2 separate regions of the Mus musculus genome follow, and region 2 is linked to region 1. Evidence: chromatin loops called from intact Hi-C (ENCODE). Cell type or tissue: heart. All regions are shown on one strand.

Region 1 (8,000 bases):
AGGCTGTTCAGATATCATAATTACCATATCTTCTTTGAAAACATCAGTTATCAGCCTAGAGATGATACGTAATAGACATCTGTAAACCACATAATGCCCACTAGGTAAATTTTCATTTTAGGAAATGAAAATGAACAATCGGGACCTTTTGTGGGTTGTTTGCTTTGTTTTGTTTTTGAAAAGAGGCTCTTGGGTAGCCAGGCTGTCCTGAAAGTCACTAAGCAACTGAGGATGGTCTTCATCAACCACTTCCTCAGTGTAGTATCTAGGAAACCTGCAAAAATTATAAAGAACATCTCTCTCTCTCTCTCTCCCTCCCTCTCCCTCCCTCCCTCTCCCTCCCTCTCCCTCCCTCTCCCTCCCTCTCTCTCTCTCTCTCTCTCTCTCTCTCTCTCTCTCTCTCTCCCTCTCTTTTGCCCACTCCTCAGAGGAAAAAAGATTAAAAACATTTTTCATTAGACCTTATGTTATTAACTATACATAGAAATGAGCTATAAGCTCTTTCAAGTTGTTTAAAAGATATAGAATTGAAAGGCCAAGCCCTCAGAAATATCAATAATAAGAATTGAAAAGAGAAAGGGATGAGGCAAGAGGGCTCGAATGGAAGTCGAAACTTCAGACGTCTGCACAATCTACATTTATAATTGGGTGCTTATGGCTCATATAGTTTTCGTTGAATAGCTGTCATGAGGCTTTTTTGAAACTCAAGAGTCAGCCTAATAGGCTGGCAAACTGACTTGCGCAGTAAAACAGCATTGGTGAGTGCAATGTTTTTATTTGTACATAACAGGATTTACATACATCCATTAACATCACACACACACACACACACAACACTTCAGGTGTGTTACCCAAATTTTCAGTTACAAAGGACACTAACAGTTGTCTGTCTGTGCCAACTTCACTTCTGGTTTTGTTTTGAGTTGCTCTCTCTTTTCTTTTCTTTTTTATTTTATTTTTTTAATTTTTTTAAACACAAATCATCGCTTTTAAGCATTGATGTTAAAAACAGAAAAACAGTCTAATACACAGTGGCTATAAATGCCAAATCAATTTTCAGCAGATAATAAAGTCCATGTTTTACAATCAGCAATGCACTGTTTTACTACCCAAAAATGTAAGCTAATAATATATAGCTCTCCTAAATGGAAAATGCAGATATGCTGTTAAAAAATGGGCCAACTGTGAGAGGATGGATCATTCCTGCAGGGACCTTCTCAAAGCTATGTGTAAGTGTTTTGAAAATATCACATGATGTGGCCATGTGTTAAAAATTACAGCCAGTTAAGTTCTCTGCTAGGAAAAATATGTGGGCAATTTATGAAATGCACTCCAGGATGGAGATGTCTTAAGTAAAACCAGATTTTCAAAACAAACCTTTTTTTCCCCCTTTTGGAAACTTGAACTTAAAAAAAAAAAAAAAAAAAGAGTTCCAGGCACATCTGGCGAGCAGGACCATTGAGAAGGGTGGTCTGACCTAATGCTAGCCATCTTCTGAAAGAACAGCACTATTTCTGGGCTCCAGGGACCGTGCTCACTTACTGTCCTTTTAAGGAAACAGCCCGGAGCCCATTCTGTAGGTCAACACATGTTATTTGATAACAGTACACAAAGACTGATAAAAATACAAATGTTTCAGAAAACTTTAGGGTCACTTTCTCCTGTAACAATATAATGCCAAGGTCTCCCAGACTTCTATAAAAAAGCATTTCCTTCTCTTAAACACAAGGATGTGCTTGTCAGAGAGAAAGAAAGAAAGAAAGAAAGAAAGAAAGAAAGAAAGAGAGAGAGAGAGAGAGAGAGAGAGAGAGAGAGAGAGAGAGAGAGGCAGTGAAGTCATATTTCCTTCTAAGTGAGTTAGATAACTTTAAAATAGTTTATTTTTCTAAAGTATGCTCAACCTCCTCCAAGTTTTTGTAGCTCATTTTGTAACAGTATGTTATCAACAACTAACAAAAGGAGAGGTGTTATTTTCCCAAAACAGTTCTACAAAACCCTAAATTAAACCTTCTTTTTCACCTCCCCACTCCCAGGATGCCATGCGTCTGGATAAGCTAAGCATCTGCACATCTGTGTCTAGTGATGCTAAAGTTTATAAAGGAGGTCTTAGATCTGAGAATTATTACGTCAAGTCTGAGACAAGGAACCACTTCTGACACTTGAACTACAAATAAATCAATTGGAAAGTTGATATGTAAATGTGTAGGCAATAAAAAGAGGAACAGTGACACCAGGTTATACAAACACAGTTTTCCTTTTAAACTTCTACCTAGACTGCTTTAGTAAAATTGCAAAGCTACCCCCACGATGGCTAAAAAGAAAGTCCATTAATATAAATATACATGAATGGATGAAAATATGCTAGAACATATTAAGAGGTAGCCCATCTGATAATAGATTTTTAAAAAAATACAGATGGGTGTCAAAAAATAGCCAAGTATCAGATCTGTTCAAGTATGGTCATCCTGGAACATGCTCACAGTCACAGCTGCTGCTAGTCTCTGCATCCAAGTACAAGATCTTCTAACACAGTGGGAGAAAGAGGGAGGAAGGGAGGGAGGGAGGGAGGGAGGGAGGGAGGGAGGGAGGGAGGGAGGGAGGGAGAGAGGGAGGGAGGGAGGGAAGGAGGGGTCCAGAGAATGAGAGAGAGAGAGAGAGAACTAGGGGAGGGGAGAGGGAGAAGGAAAGGAAGAGACATAGGGAGAGAGAGAGACAGAGAGAGAGACAATCAGAAAAACAGAGACTGACAGACAGACACACAGAGAGCTCAAACTTCAGAACACCACTACAGAACCAGTCAGGTATTAACAACTTAACACTAAAGCCAACTTCCAATGGCAAAGCCTTAAGTACAATTCAGTGCTTTGGAGCTTTCTTTAAAAGTCATGTGAGGAATCAGGAGAAGAGGTCCTAACTAGTACCCCTCCCCCTTTGTCACTGACAAGCAGATTTGGTTCTATTTTACCAAAATATCACAGACTCTGGTGGGTGCTGCCAGACCATGTAATACTCATCTATTAAGAGCATAAAAACAAAGAACCTATGAATTTTTATAAATTTCCATGAAACTGTGCTCCAATGGCCTTGTAAAACAACAACAACAACAACAACAACAACAAACAAACAAATAAAATACAAGCACTTCTTCACCAGTTCTATATTATATAATAAGGGCACATTTCTTCCTCAGTTACATATTGCATATAAATCAAGCTGAGAGCTTAAAGAGTTAAAATGACCTTTCTAAGACCTCAGTTATTATCTTTTTTGGTAATTGAATTTCCCCATATTTCAGCTTCTATGCATTGCTAGTCCCCTGAACAACAGCAACGGAAGTGCAATCCTGGGCAAACTTGTCCTTTCTGCACACATATCAATAACGAGGAGAGCAGACTCCAAGACGTATCCTAAAGGGAAAACACTCTTCAAACAACTGGCGATACCTACACACAACTGTGGTTTCAGAAAGCTGGCAGATAATGTTTCAAAACACCATCTGGGAGGTGTGCAAACTCTGACCAAGCACGGCCTCTTCTGCCTGCCCTACCCAAATAATCTGCATGCGCCAGCCAGCTGGAGGATCTCTGTGTGCCCTGCCTTTATCTGCTCTGCATTCGGCACAGGACAATTTAGAGAGTTCTGGAGAGCAGCAGAGACAGCCCTTCTCCTGCAGCAGGCTTCACAAACACAGTTTTCCCTGGCAGCAATCACAGAAACACTTCAGTTTCCAAAGATAATATTTTTCTGGAGAATTGTCATACACTAAATTTCCAGGGACACAGGAATGTCACTAATTCAGCATACTTCTTCTAAATGACCCGATTTCAATTACTTACATGATAACATCTAAGGACTATGATTTAGAGCGAGAAATTCCTTCTAGTGCCAAAGCTGCCTTCATTTTCTTTGACATAAACAGCTCTTCAAAGACGTTCTCCAAGAATTCTACCATAATCTAAAAACTCTCTCCACAGGCAAATAACCAGCAAAGAAGTACAGATGATAGTCCAGAGACCCAGAACAGAAAACACTTCTCAGTGGAGCTAATCCCCTGTGTAAACTGCTCAGGCAAACATCCACGGCTTCCTTCCCCTCAGTTTCAAAGGAGTATCTCCCCATATCCTACACCCCTAAATCCAGCTTTCTTTGTGTCACCTCCCAATCACACCTCTATCACCCCACAGCCTCTCCCTGCCCTCATCCAGTACAGCAGTCGTGGTGCAGTCGGCATTTTCCACGCGTTACAGAAAGTAAAGCTTCCTTCCTTGCAAGAAAAGAGGACTCACTCACCAGGCATCCCGGAATCCAGCGTGTAACACACTGAAAGCAACTCTGTGTTAAGAGGGAGCGCGATGCGGGCTCATGCCTCCTGTTCTGGAATGTGCGGGGCGGTGGAGAGGAGGGCCATCAGAGGGGCTGGGGCGGCATGGCCCGAGGCAGGGTGCTGGGCGCGTGCGCCTGCCAGGCAGAGACAGATGGAGAGCTGACACTCCGGATTGCACTTGGAGCAGAAATGTGCAGGATGACAGGAACACATGTGGCCTTGAACCCAGCCCTGTCTCTTCAGGCAGAACAATGACAGGGACGTGTGTACAAAGTATCACAACTCCTGTCTCCCTTTCTCCACTCTTCCTCCTGCCCCAGTTCCAGAGCACCAAAAAGCAGAAAGTGAAATGCAGAAAGATAAGCTAAATGCTGAATAATTCATTCACTATCACCACCCCTTCCCAGCTCCAAGTTAACCCTTATTTTGCCAAAAGATGGCAATGTTGACCTGACCCCAACTCACACTGAAAGCTGTCCTTCATCTTCTAATTTTAACAGGCATTACTGGGAAGTTTGGTTTAAAACAAACAAGGGCACAGACCACAAAGCTTTTTTTATTGATCTGGAAACCCCAAACAACCTAAAAACCTCTTGTAAGACCGGGCTGTGCCAGTTCATCGCCCAGCACAAAGTATGAGCAGAACACTTCCAGCTTCCCAGTAGCGTGGGTCAAACAGAACACTTTTTTTCTGAGGCAGAATCTAACCGTTTTTAGTTCACTACAGTGCTTTCAATCCACTGGGCTCCCAGGTTGATTTGCTCCAAACACTTTCAGCTTACTTTCCTCTACTTTACATAGAGATCCACAGGAGACAAAAACAAACTCTTCATTGTAATGCCTTTTCAAAAGCTAAACAATCATGCCTTTTTGGGAAGGGGTGCTGGGGGGGGGGGTGCAAGGGGGGCTGGGGGGGGAGACACCCTTAAATGTTTCTCCTGACTGTGAATAACACATACCCAGCCTGGTTCAATGGACTCTTCCCTATTAAGCTTTAATGGACACCATGATATATAAAACTGGGAGCCTTTGTTACAGTGCTTTATCTAAAGCTGCCTATTTCCTTCCCAGCAGTGTGTCTTCAGTCCTTTGTAAAACATCCTTGCCTCATAGGAGAAACACAAGCCTGCCTGCCTGCCTGCCTTGCCCGCCTGTTTCTAAACACACAAAGATGCCAGGCAGAAGGAAAACATTATTCTCTTCTAAAACTCTTCTTCACAATTTAACACTTGGGAACTCTTCTCTGGGTCTGTGTTTGATTGTTTGTTTTAACAACAGGGCTCACATGGTGGTCAAGCCCTTGGGCTCTCTACCTTTCCAGTGTACAGCCAATCCACTAGACACACACAATTCTACTAAACAATTCTACTCAGGACTGACCAGCCAGCCAGCTCAGTGACCATGAAGAGGGACCGGCCCCTTTAACTCTTGCTATTCTGGCAGTGGTCCATGTGTCCTTTGCTTATTCGACATTTTCCATAAGCTTTCATCAGGTTGATTTTTCTCCCCTCCTTGCTGCCTTCAAGAACTACTAACAGACCCCATCTGAAAACAGGCAGTGATTTTGACCTCTACCCACTGCCTCCCTGTCCCTTCGCCTGAGAGGGCTTCAGAGCACATGCACACAACACACACCTTGCACAAACGAAAAATATATCATCTTTGATAAACAGCATCGATCAGTAAGAACTTCTACAGCCCCTGAACGCTGAACCTGAGAAGGGCTGCTTCAGCCAGTGAACCCCTCAAAAATCCATCTCTGTCAGAGACAACTTGTAAAAAGACGACAATTCATAGTGATTACTCTGTTCTGTCAAGAATAGTATACTACACTCTATTTATGAGGGCAATCTTTTTGTTCATCTTAGTTGGGTGTCACTTGTAATGAGGTTCTGTGTAATGGATTTCAGTTCTGTTAAGCAGCAAGCTCAAACATTCTTGTGACAGAAATTGTTATAGCATGCATGAGTGTGATCACCAATTAAGTGCTGGCATAAGGGCCTTTATGGAATCCAGAATCCTAAATCTGAAGACTTCCATTTTTTTAAGGAGTAGTTTTGAAAAGCCATTCAATGCTACACACCAATTTTTTTTTTCTTTAATACTATACCTATGGAAGAAAGAAAACATTTTCACAGTGGGGCACCCAACCTTTCATCAATATGCACGGTGAATCACTTCTAAAATAGAAAGTCATATGACAAAATGCAATACACGTCAAGAAAACTGGATGATATCTGGTTTCAAAACTGGGTCTTAATATCGGTACACTCCAAGGCCTGAAACTACAGCTCAGAAAATTGAACTTCCATATGCTGTGTGATTATGTATCTTTTCTATGTGTAAAAAGGCTTTTTAAGCTGTTATCTGACTACAGTAATTGCCACTTTAAATTGATCCACGTCAACAAAACCTGGATCCCCGGAGATTCTCACCTTCAAGTCTGATTGCAAAAAGGGCCTGGCTGAGCATGCATCTGAGGCTGGTTCAGCGTTTTCTCAAGGAGTCTGTCCCTTGCTTTCACCTAGAGACAGGCAAAGCTGCAGCCCCATTTGGCATCTCTCCCTGAACTGGGAAACCTGGACATGTATAGATACAGTTACTTAGGCAGAAATAACTTTCCCTTTAATAAAATGAGTACAAAGAGCCAAGATCTCTAACATCCAAACTGTATAATAAAAATAGACAATCAATAGCATGATTAATGCAGTTACATAGGCAAACAACGAGAAACGGAGTGTGTACTAGGAAAGTTTGCTCCAGTACAGAGCCCTGCCCTGTGTCCCCATCAATACAGACTTTATAAAATTAAAATACATTCAGAACAACCCAGAACACTTTAATGACCACTGAAGTGCTTTTTCTAAAAAGGTGCAGCAATACCTGACTTTTAACTTAGTGGAAAGTCTACTTTTTAAAGGGCAGTTTTAGAAAGACATTTGTCTAAATCATTACTTTGCAAATCAACGAATTTAGCCAATAATGAAATGTTAGACGCATTAAAAAAAATCAGTAGGTTTGGGGCGATAACTCTGGGTTCTTCTTCATCAAAGCACAGCAGTTCTGTGCCAATTCCACAGTAGAACAGCACCACACTACACACATCTCTCCTTTGTTCATATCTGACTCAGCCACAGAGACCAGCCATCCAGTGACACTATCTGCAGCAAATGAGAGATCTCCACCCTGGAGGAGAGAGAGTTTGAGCAAAAGCTTTTCCAGGGTTTCGTCCCCATCTCCCTCTGCAACCTCTTGCTGGCTGTTGTGTGATAGTCTGCAAGGGCTGCACGCCGTGGGGACTAAGTGAGTTCATTCAAAGGATCTGGAACCTCATTGATCCTGATTGAAAGCAATACACCCAACCAAATACTCGCCTACCCCATCTGCTCTGGCCTGCCACCAGCTATTCAATACAGGAGAATTAATAGTTTCAGATATTCTAACCGACCCAATAAAGACACTCATTTAAGCTGGGCTGCATTAACAAAGAGAAAAACAAGGGGAGAATGGGTTCGGACTGCCGTTTTACTTCTAGTTGGCTTTAACAGCACTGAATAAGGTGGATTCTGACTTTTTATGTGCAAGACTTGATAAACTGAATGAGAAGGCACTCAATGATCAGCCAACGAGCATTGATGAATGGTCATTAAGAGCCCCCTGCTCTAAAGGGAGACCC
Region 2 (8,000 bases), 47 kb before region 1:
GCCTTCTGCCCCGTACACATTTGGAAAGAGCTTTTAAATGGCAGGGCAGTTGTGCATGACTGCTTAGGCTGTCTATCTTTAGAGACTAGTGGATCTATTTTTGCCCCTTAGATATTTTTTCATTCATATGGTTTCATGGCACATGGTCCATTAAGAGTATCATCTATAACAGATAAATATTTCTTAGCATCACAAGGCTTTGATGACAATTTTAACCAGAACTCTGAGACTGATTGAAACCATTCTCCAGAGGGGCCCTGCTAGAATGGGGAAGTTGCTTGGTGGTCTGAATTTTCTGGTCCTTTCTGGGATGCTACAGGAAAAACTCAGAACACGGGACCTGGGCTAAATGCAAATGGGATATGGTTTGATAAAAGTCCAGCAGGTCCTAACAAGAGTCACGCTGCTGAATTCAGAAAGGTTTCCACTGGGAACCGTGGCATCAACTTCAGAATGTGAGGGACTTTCAAAAAAAATTATTTGTAGCTATTTGACATAGAAGAAAGCAAGGTAGAAATAACTTGAAATAATTATAGCACATTTCTATGTTCTAAGTGAAATTGAACAACCAAAATAAAGAGCTCTACATTAACATGAATTAAAAGTCATAGGCGTAACTAGACCAAGGGAGCAAATGTAATATTATTCATTTGCTCAAATCATGGTGGATTACAATGTTGAAGAAATAATATAAAGGCAGGCAAATATTCACAGTTGTACCAATTATACCTAAAACACGACACTTTTGTTTGGGTTCAATAACCATTACCACTGGCAAACTTTCAAGGCTTTTGCACTTGATTCTGCATAAAGCGTTGATATTGGATTTTATTTTTTCTTGATGATTGTTTTTTATGTGCAGAAAAATTTCAATTTACCCTTTCAAACTGAAACCTTCAGTTCAGAACTGAGTACTTACATGTCGTTGGCGTAAATGAGCTGGTTCTTGGAGCTCCTTGAGTGGTTGGAGGAGGTGGCATTGCTGGGGGAGTCAGCCTAGACTGCGTCTTCACATCCACAGGTGAGTCTGGCATTGTGGAGTGCTTCTCGGTACGATCTGGGAATGCCACCAGGAACAGGTTATTTCCCTCCTTCAACACCCAGGACTCACAAAGTCGGTCTGTCTCTTTCAGAGGCACACAAACAGAAGAAATCACACATCTTCTATCAGTAAAATACTCTGATCTATGGAAGTTGAAAGCAGACTTTTGTCATCCATGCAGCCGCTTGAGAAGGTGTAGCATAGGTGGGGGTTGGGGCTGGACTTCATTTGTAACCAGGCTATATAATACTCTATTATTCCCGGCTTAGGCAGATGCCACCTTGGTACTGCTCTGTGCATCAACACAATTTCACTCAGTAGAAAACAGATGAAGAAGATGATAATGAACCCGCCCTGACAGCTCAGAAGTAATGGACTTGCAGCATCAGCTAAGCCAGAAGGAGGTCCTGGCATTGAGCAGGCATCTTCCATTTCTACCAGATCTCCCATCCCCACCTTGCTTATTCTTCTGGTTGATTAAATGAAAAAAGTTTCTGTGTTCCCCAGATCCTCAATTTTATCTGCCCTACTTTAAAAACACATAAATGCTTGGTCTATAGTAAAGTTAAGCTATTCTTTATGTGGAATGTGTGAATTCCTGGCCTGTCCTGTTAGTTACAAGCTTGAGAGCAATACTCCAATTTATATCCTTAGAACACGAAAGTCTCAAAGTAAAAATTGATAAAAACTAAAGGAGGGCCCTGTACAAACCCCTCGTTACCTAATGATGACCATGTATAAGCCCAGGGTGTTTTCTTCTAAGTCTATTTCCTTTTTCTCCCATGTAGCCACTCAGCAGTCTAGGCTGACATGGAAACTCACTATGAGGGCCAGGCTAGCCTTGAACATGCATCCTTTCCCCTTTGTTGGTATCCTAATGATGAATGACAGTGTGTACATGGGGCTTCTAAGTTTATTTTTCCCTGGATATTCCCATCTACTTTTTAGGCTAATAAAATTTTCAAGGCAGTAGATTCTCGCTGAAAATGAAATGGTTTCTTGCTTTATGCCTTAGGTCCAATTTTATACAAATACATGATAGGCACTCCAAAAACATTTTTGAGATAGTACTAAACTTTAGAGACAAAAATTTTAAACTTGCACTTCCTAAAAAAAGGCAAAATAATACACTATTCAGAGCATACATTTTAAATCATTATGAAAATTAGAACAAATAATTGTGGGGCAATGGGCTACGCACAGGACCGGGGTGTGCTGTTCAGAAGGTAGAGATCTCAACTGATTGTTCCCAGTCAGTTACAGATTTAACTCCTGTTCCACAATTTCCCCCACACCCATGGCCTCGCAAATAATTCCCAAATTTCCTTAAGAGTCAGATACTAAGAGCTGAAAAGATGGCTCAGTGGTTAAGAGGACATACTGAGATCAATTCACAGCACCTATGTGCTTGCTCACAATCACTTTTAACTCCAGTTCTAAGAGGTCCAATACCCTCTCTGACATCCTAAGGCTAGTGCACACACACACGGTGCTCTCTCTCTCTCTCTCTCTCTCTCACACACACACACACACACACACACACACACACACGGTACACATACATACACATAAAATTAAAATAAGTAAAAAAAATTAAAGTCAATGAAACTAAACAGTCAAATTACTGTTATTATAATCCCAAACCTAGCTTATTTTCTTCAAAGAAACTTGCTATGGCACCTCTCATGACGCATGCTTGTAATCCCATCACTTGGCAAACGAAGGCAAAGAGAAACAGGAGTTCAAGGACAGCTTGAAATACTAAGCTTGTATCTCAAACAAACAAAAGCAGTTTTCTACCTAGGCCTGGTAGCATACACCAGGAATTTCAGCACTTGAGAGGCAGAGACAGAGGGATTGCTTTAAATCTGAAGCCATTCTGGTCTAAACTCATGAAAGCTACTTAGTAATACCCTGCGTCAAAAAAAAAGAAAAAAAAAAAGCATTTTCATAAAAAGGAGAGTGCAACAAAAACAGGGCATTTTAAAAGCTCAAATAATGTTGATCCTATTTTAGGGATGATGTAATACCATCATCTACAGCCTAGTAAGTATATTTTGCTTCATAATTGAGTCAGCAGTATCAGGCTCTGTGTCTTCTTCTCTACCATTGGTTTAATAACACTGAATAATCCCAGTTCAAGAGAAGTATCCCGAGGGACATGTTGGCGGCAACACCAACACAAATACAACTTACTCCAGACTTTATCTTACTGCAAAAACCATGTCTTTATACTGCTATCCCAGGGCACGCAACCACCAGCTTCAGTAATCCCTTATTTCAGAAAAATAAACAATTTGGGCGGGCTTCAAACTGCTCCTTTGATAAATCTACGGCATGTCTACTCTCCTCAATCAACCTCGGCAAGAGGAGAATAAAGTTTTCCGCTTATGCTGCAGCTGAGGGAAGAGGTACAGCAGCGAACATGGGCTCCCTAAATAAAGGCAAATACTTCTGTCATGCCAAGAAAGGAAGGAGGGAGGGAGGCTTGCCAGAGTCTGCTGGAAGATAACAGTGGGAACTGCTGGTCCATCTGGCTTTCATTCTGCTAACACTCACAGGGAACCAAGAGGGAAGGCAGGCCAGATCCACAGAGCACGTGGCTGAACAGACCGAAAAGGCAAGAGCAGAGGGGGAGGGGGAAATGGGAAGCATGAAAAAAAAACATCAATGAAGCAATAGAAAGAAAGAAAAAGGAGAAACAAGGAAAGAACAAAACAAGGAGAAAGACCCCAAAGGGAGAAACGCTCTCAGAAGCTCCATTTACTAAAGAAGGATCTACCAGCCCGGCCAGTCACCCACCTCAGATGACAAGAATACCTAACTTGAGAAAGTTCACTTAAGTCCTCTGTCCTTTTAAGTACTTACACCAAGAAAAAAAGATACAATATAAAGCCCACCATGGGCTTCTTCTTCAAATGTAAGAGTTAGATTTCTGCTGAAGATAATCTTTGGTATTTCTAGCTCTGTTCAGTTCTAGAAAGATGTTGGACATACTCATAGCTTTAACTGAGAAACATTTTCCACATCAGCCTGGACCACACCTGTAACGTAATGCCTTTACAGAATATCATGATCAAAACAAGTATGAGGGTTTTTTTTTGTGTTAATGTCATCAGTATTTTAAGAGAAAGAACTAGCAATCAATACACGGAAGGAAACCACGAGTTCAAACAGGAATAGACACAGTCTGACCTGATCTATGTGTACATGTGCATATGTAGGATTTCGACATTAGCCAAATTTCTGTGACGGTTGGCTTCTCTGATCAAATGGTTCCAACCCAGAGGCCCTACAAACTACGACAAAGTGGGACCATATGTAAGTCATTCTCTTCTGCTCGACACAATCACCCAGGATAGTGATAGATGAAGAAGTCATCAGCCGGCCTAATCCATGCACACAGAAACGTTCTGCAGCACAGAGATTTAAGATAAATTTGGACAATATGTTTCAAGTATGTGGAGCTCTGTTGCATTTGTTTGGGATTATTTTTTTCCAATGTTTTTGAAATATATATTCTTGAAACTATATAGCAAACAGCACAAGAGCGATGACTTAACCAGAGAAGCACTTCACCCTATTTCAAATTAGAGGACATGCTTAAACCAACATGAGGTTAGAATGTATCACAAGTACCTTTTTTAAGTTAATGAAGATTATACTTTCCTGGTATATCCTTTCTGTTTTTCAGTTGCTAGAAGACAACTTGTGATACTTATTGAAAGAGTGACACAGAAAGGGAGGAAAGAAAAAGACGGATGGAGAAAGGGAAAGAAAAGGCTGAAAAGAAGGTCTGGAAGGTAGGTAAAATAAGGCCTTTACCTCAAATGATTCACGCAGCTTCCAGACAAGACTATCTTCCCTGTGTAGTAACATTCTTCTCACTTGGCAAATATCCAGCACATGTGTACCAAAGATGGTGGCGCATGGAAAAACTTACTTATGGCATAGAAAAATGTATTACTGATACCATTTCAGTGTTGAATTCATTGCCAAGGCCCTCTAGAGGCGAGATGTTTTCATTTCCTTTTTCTTTCTTTGTTCAATGTAAAATGGTATAACATAATCTGGCTTGGCATTTGTCTCACTTGAAGTTAGTTCAAATAGTTCCAGGTGTGTTTTTAAGGGATGCAAGAGAGGGAATCTACAATGGGCTTGCTTACAGGCCATGTGGGAGAAGACCCATGCAAAGGAATTCTTTCAACCATTAAGAGTAAGCCCTCCCTTAGGCTACTTATCCTGAGCCTTCCTTATGCACAGCAAAAATGGGAATGCTATTCTGTGTCTATCTTACAGAGGTGGTAAACTGAATAAGATTATGTGTTTAAGACGCTAGCTCATAGCCGGGCATGGTGGCGCACGCCTTTGATCCCAGCACTCAGGAGGCAGAGGCAGGCGGATTTCTGAGTTCGAGGCCAGCCTGGTCTACAAAGTGAGTTCCAGGACAGCCAGGGCTATACAGAGAAACCCTGTCTCGAAAACAAAACAAAACACCCAAAAAACAAAAATCAAAAACAAACAAACACAAACAAACAAACAAAAAGACCCTTGCTCATCCCTACTCATATCAGACACCAATGTCCTCTATACTTTCCTATGCAGATCTCTGTCTCTTGCAAGCAAGGTCATCAAGCCTGCCTGTCATCTGTCAGTATAGGAGAGATCCATTGCTAGTCCTGGGGTTTGTGGAGCATTTTTTGTTTCTTTTGAGTCTTTCTTTGCTGCTTCCCTCTTTGCAAAATAGCTACTCTTATCTGCATATCTTTTCCTGCCCAATAGAGCTCATACACATACTCTTATGGTTTTCCTCAGCCGCCCAGGCACCAAGCACATCGCCCAATTTTTTAGACAATGTGTATGAGCTACACACACCAACTACTGGAAACGAGAGGTAACTTGATGAACTACTTTCTCTCTTTAATTCTCCCTTGGGAGAGTACTTAATACGTATGTACAGTTGGGTGTGGTGGCACACACCTTTAATCCCAGCACTTGAGAGGCAGAAGTGGATGGATTTCTGTGAGTTCAAGGCCAGCCTGATCTATATATTGAGTTCCAGGCAGCAATGCTACAGCAAGACCCCATCTCAAAAAACAAAACACACTAAAACACACATAACTCACTTTATAGGAAGAGTGACCATGTTCCCTCTTTAAATCTATTAGAATGACTTCAAAGACAAGCAACTTTGACGCTGGAGAGATGGCTCAGTGGTTAAGAGGATTGGATACTATTACAGAAGACCCAGATTCAACTCCCTGCATGCATAGGACAGCTCACAACTGTTTATAACTCCAATATCTGACACCCTCACCCAGACATACATGCAGGCAAACACTAAAATATATGAAAAACAAAACAAAACAAAACAAAAGAAGAAAGATAATCAACCTTAGAGTCATACCAGCCATCAACAGCAAGCACTTGGGATAGAGTAGAATTCAGAGAAAGATGCTTCAGGATTTCCACTGGGAGTATGATCCAATAACTCATTGTAAATTGAAAATATCATAATTTGGAAAGGAATTTAAGAAATGTGTTTGTGGAGCCCATAAGGTGATTCAGTGGGTAAAAGTGCTTGCCACCAAGTTTAGTGGCCTGAGCTGGAAACCTGAGTCCTACGACAAATGAGAGAACAACTTCTGAGCATTGTCTTCTGTCCTCCACAAGTGCTGTGACATTTGTACATACCCACACACACAAAGATAAATAAATAAAATGTAATCTCAAAACAATGCATTTTGTTTGCTTTTTTTGGTATGTGTGTGTGTGGGGGGGGGGGGGGGTCGAGACAGGGTTTCTCTGTATAGCCCTAGCTGTCCTGGAACTCACTTTGTAGACCAGGCTGGCCTCAAACTCAGAAATCCACCTGTCTCTGCCTCCCCACCTTTTTAAAGGTTGGGTCTCTTGTGGTCCTGGCTGACCTCAAACCCACTAAGAAACTGGTGATGCTCTTTACTCTTGACCCCACCATCTCTGCCTAGAGGACCCAAGCTGGGATGAAAAGTCTTCACTACCTACCCTCTCTGCTCAGAAATACATTTAAGCCAAACATAGAGGAACACACCTATAATCCTAGCACCCTAGAGGCAGAGGCCAGTGTGAGCTAATGCGAGCCAGAGTTACATACTGAAACTCCATCTCTAAAACAAAATCAATGACAAGAATGCAAAAAGAAGGGATGGGAGAACATTTAGTCCCTCTAGCTTGCCTACCAATATCTCATCTGAGTAGCACTGTGCAATGTCCCTGTTTGCTCCTGACACCACATGACTAACAGCTACTGCCAATTAACATCTTTCACCTCACCATCCAAGGAAAAAGTTCAAATCTTCAATGTTAAAGGACATATTCCAAGTTGGGAAACATCCAAAATACAGGACACTTAAAAAGAGCTGAGAATAAGTTGAATTTTGTCATGAGTTTCCTGTACTTCTATGAAAGGATGGATATATTTTTCTTCTTGTCATATATACATGTTTAAATGTCACCTACAATTCATTTGGGATTTTATTTTGCTTTGTTTCAGGTTTTTTTTTTAAACACAAGATTTCATGAATGGATCTCAGGCTGGCTCCAAACTCAATGTAATCCTCCTGCCTCAGTGTCCAGGCTACTGAGAATGAAGGCATGTATCACAACGCAGCCCAGATTTCACGTTGCTAGTGCTATAGCATTAAGAGGTGGGGGATTCAGGAAGAGCTTAGGTTATGAAGGCTCTGCTTACTGTCATGACACCAGTTCATTATAAAAGGGCTGAAGACAGAGGCACAATGGCTGTGGTCCTAGTCACTTAGGAGGCTGAGACAAAGGGATTGCACATTTGCAGTCTGCCTAAAGAGTTTAAAGACACCATGTCTCAACATTAAAACAGATAAATAAAAAGTGGTGGAGTATAGTCCGGCGGTAAACATGTGCCCAGTATGCACTAGGACCTGGGTTCAGTCCTCTGATG

What was found. Peaks named below come from ENCODE experiments on the same cell type or tissue, not always from the same donor. Only the 100,000 strongest peaks of a DNase experiment are listed, where the experiment ranks them.
Region 2: it touches region 1 in a loop (4-fold over the local background); 8 of 42 quality-filtered maps call a loop at or near these places.

The regions. Positions count from the first base shown.
Region 1 is chr4:13,781,432-13,789,431 of GRCm38, reverse strand. Runx1t1 (RUNX1 translocation partner 1) reads right to left here and starts at 4,650. Exons shown (of 11, transcript NM_009822.3): 1 at 4,291-4,650. The coding sequence starts at 4,297. In heart, no CTCF peak of the experiment used is centred here; DNase peaks (open chromatin) are centred at 1,511, 2,491, 3,581 and 4,311; H3K4me3 peaks cover 3,003 bases; H3K27ac peaks cover 6,099 bases.
Region 2 is chr4:13,828,690-13,836,689 of GRCm38, reverse strand. It overlaps Runx1t1 (RUNX1 translocation partner 1), which reads right to left. Exons shown (of 11, transcript NM_009822.3): 2 at 920-1,057. Among named protein-coding and RNA genes, the nearest start is that of Runx1t1, 48 kb to the right of the region's middle. In heart, no CTCF peak of the experiment used is centred here; a DNase peak (open chromatin) is centred at 3,559; H3K4me3 peaks cover 564 bases; H3K27ac peaks cover 983 bases.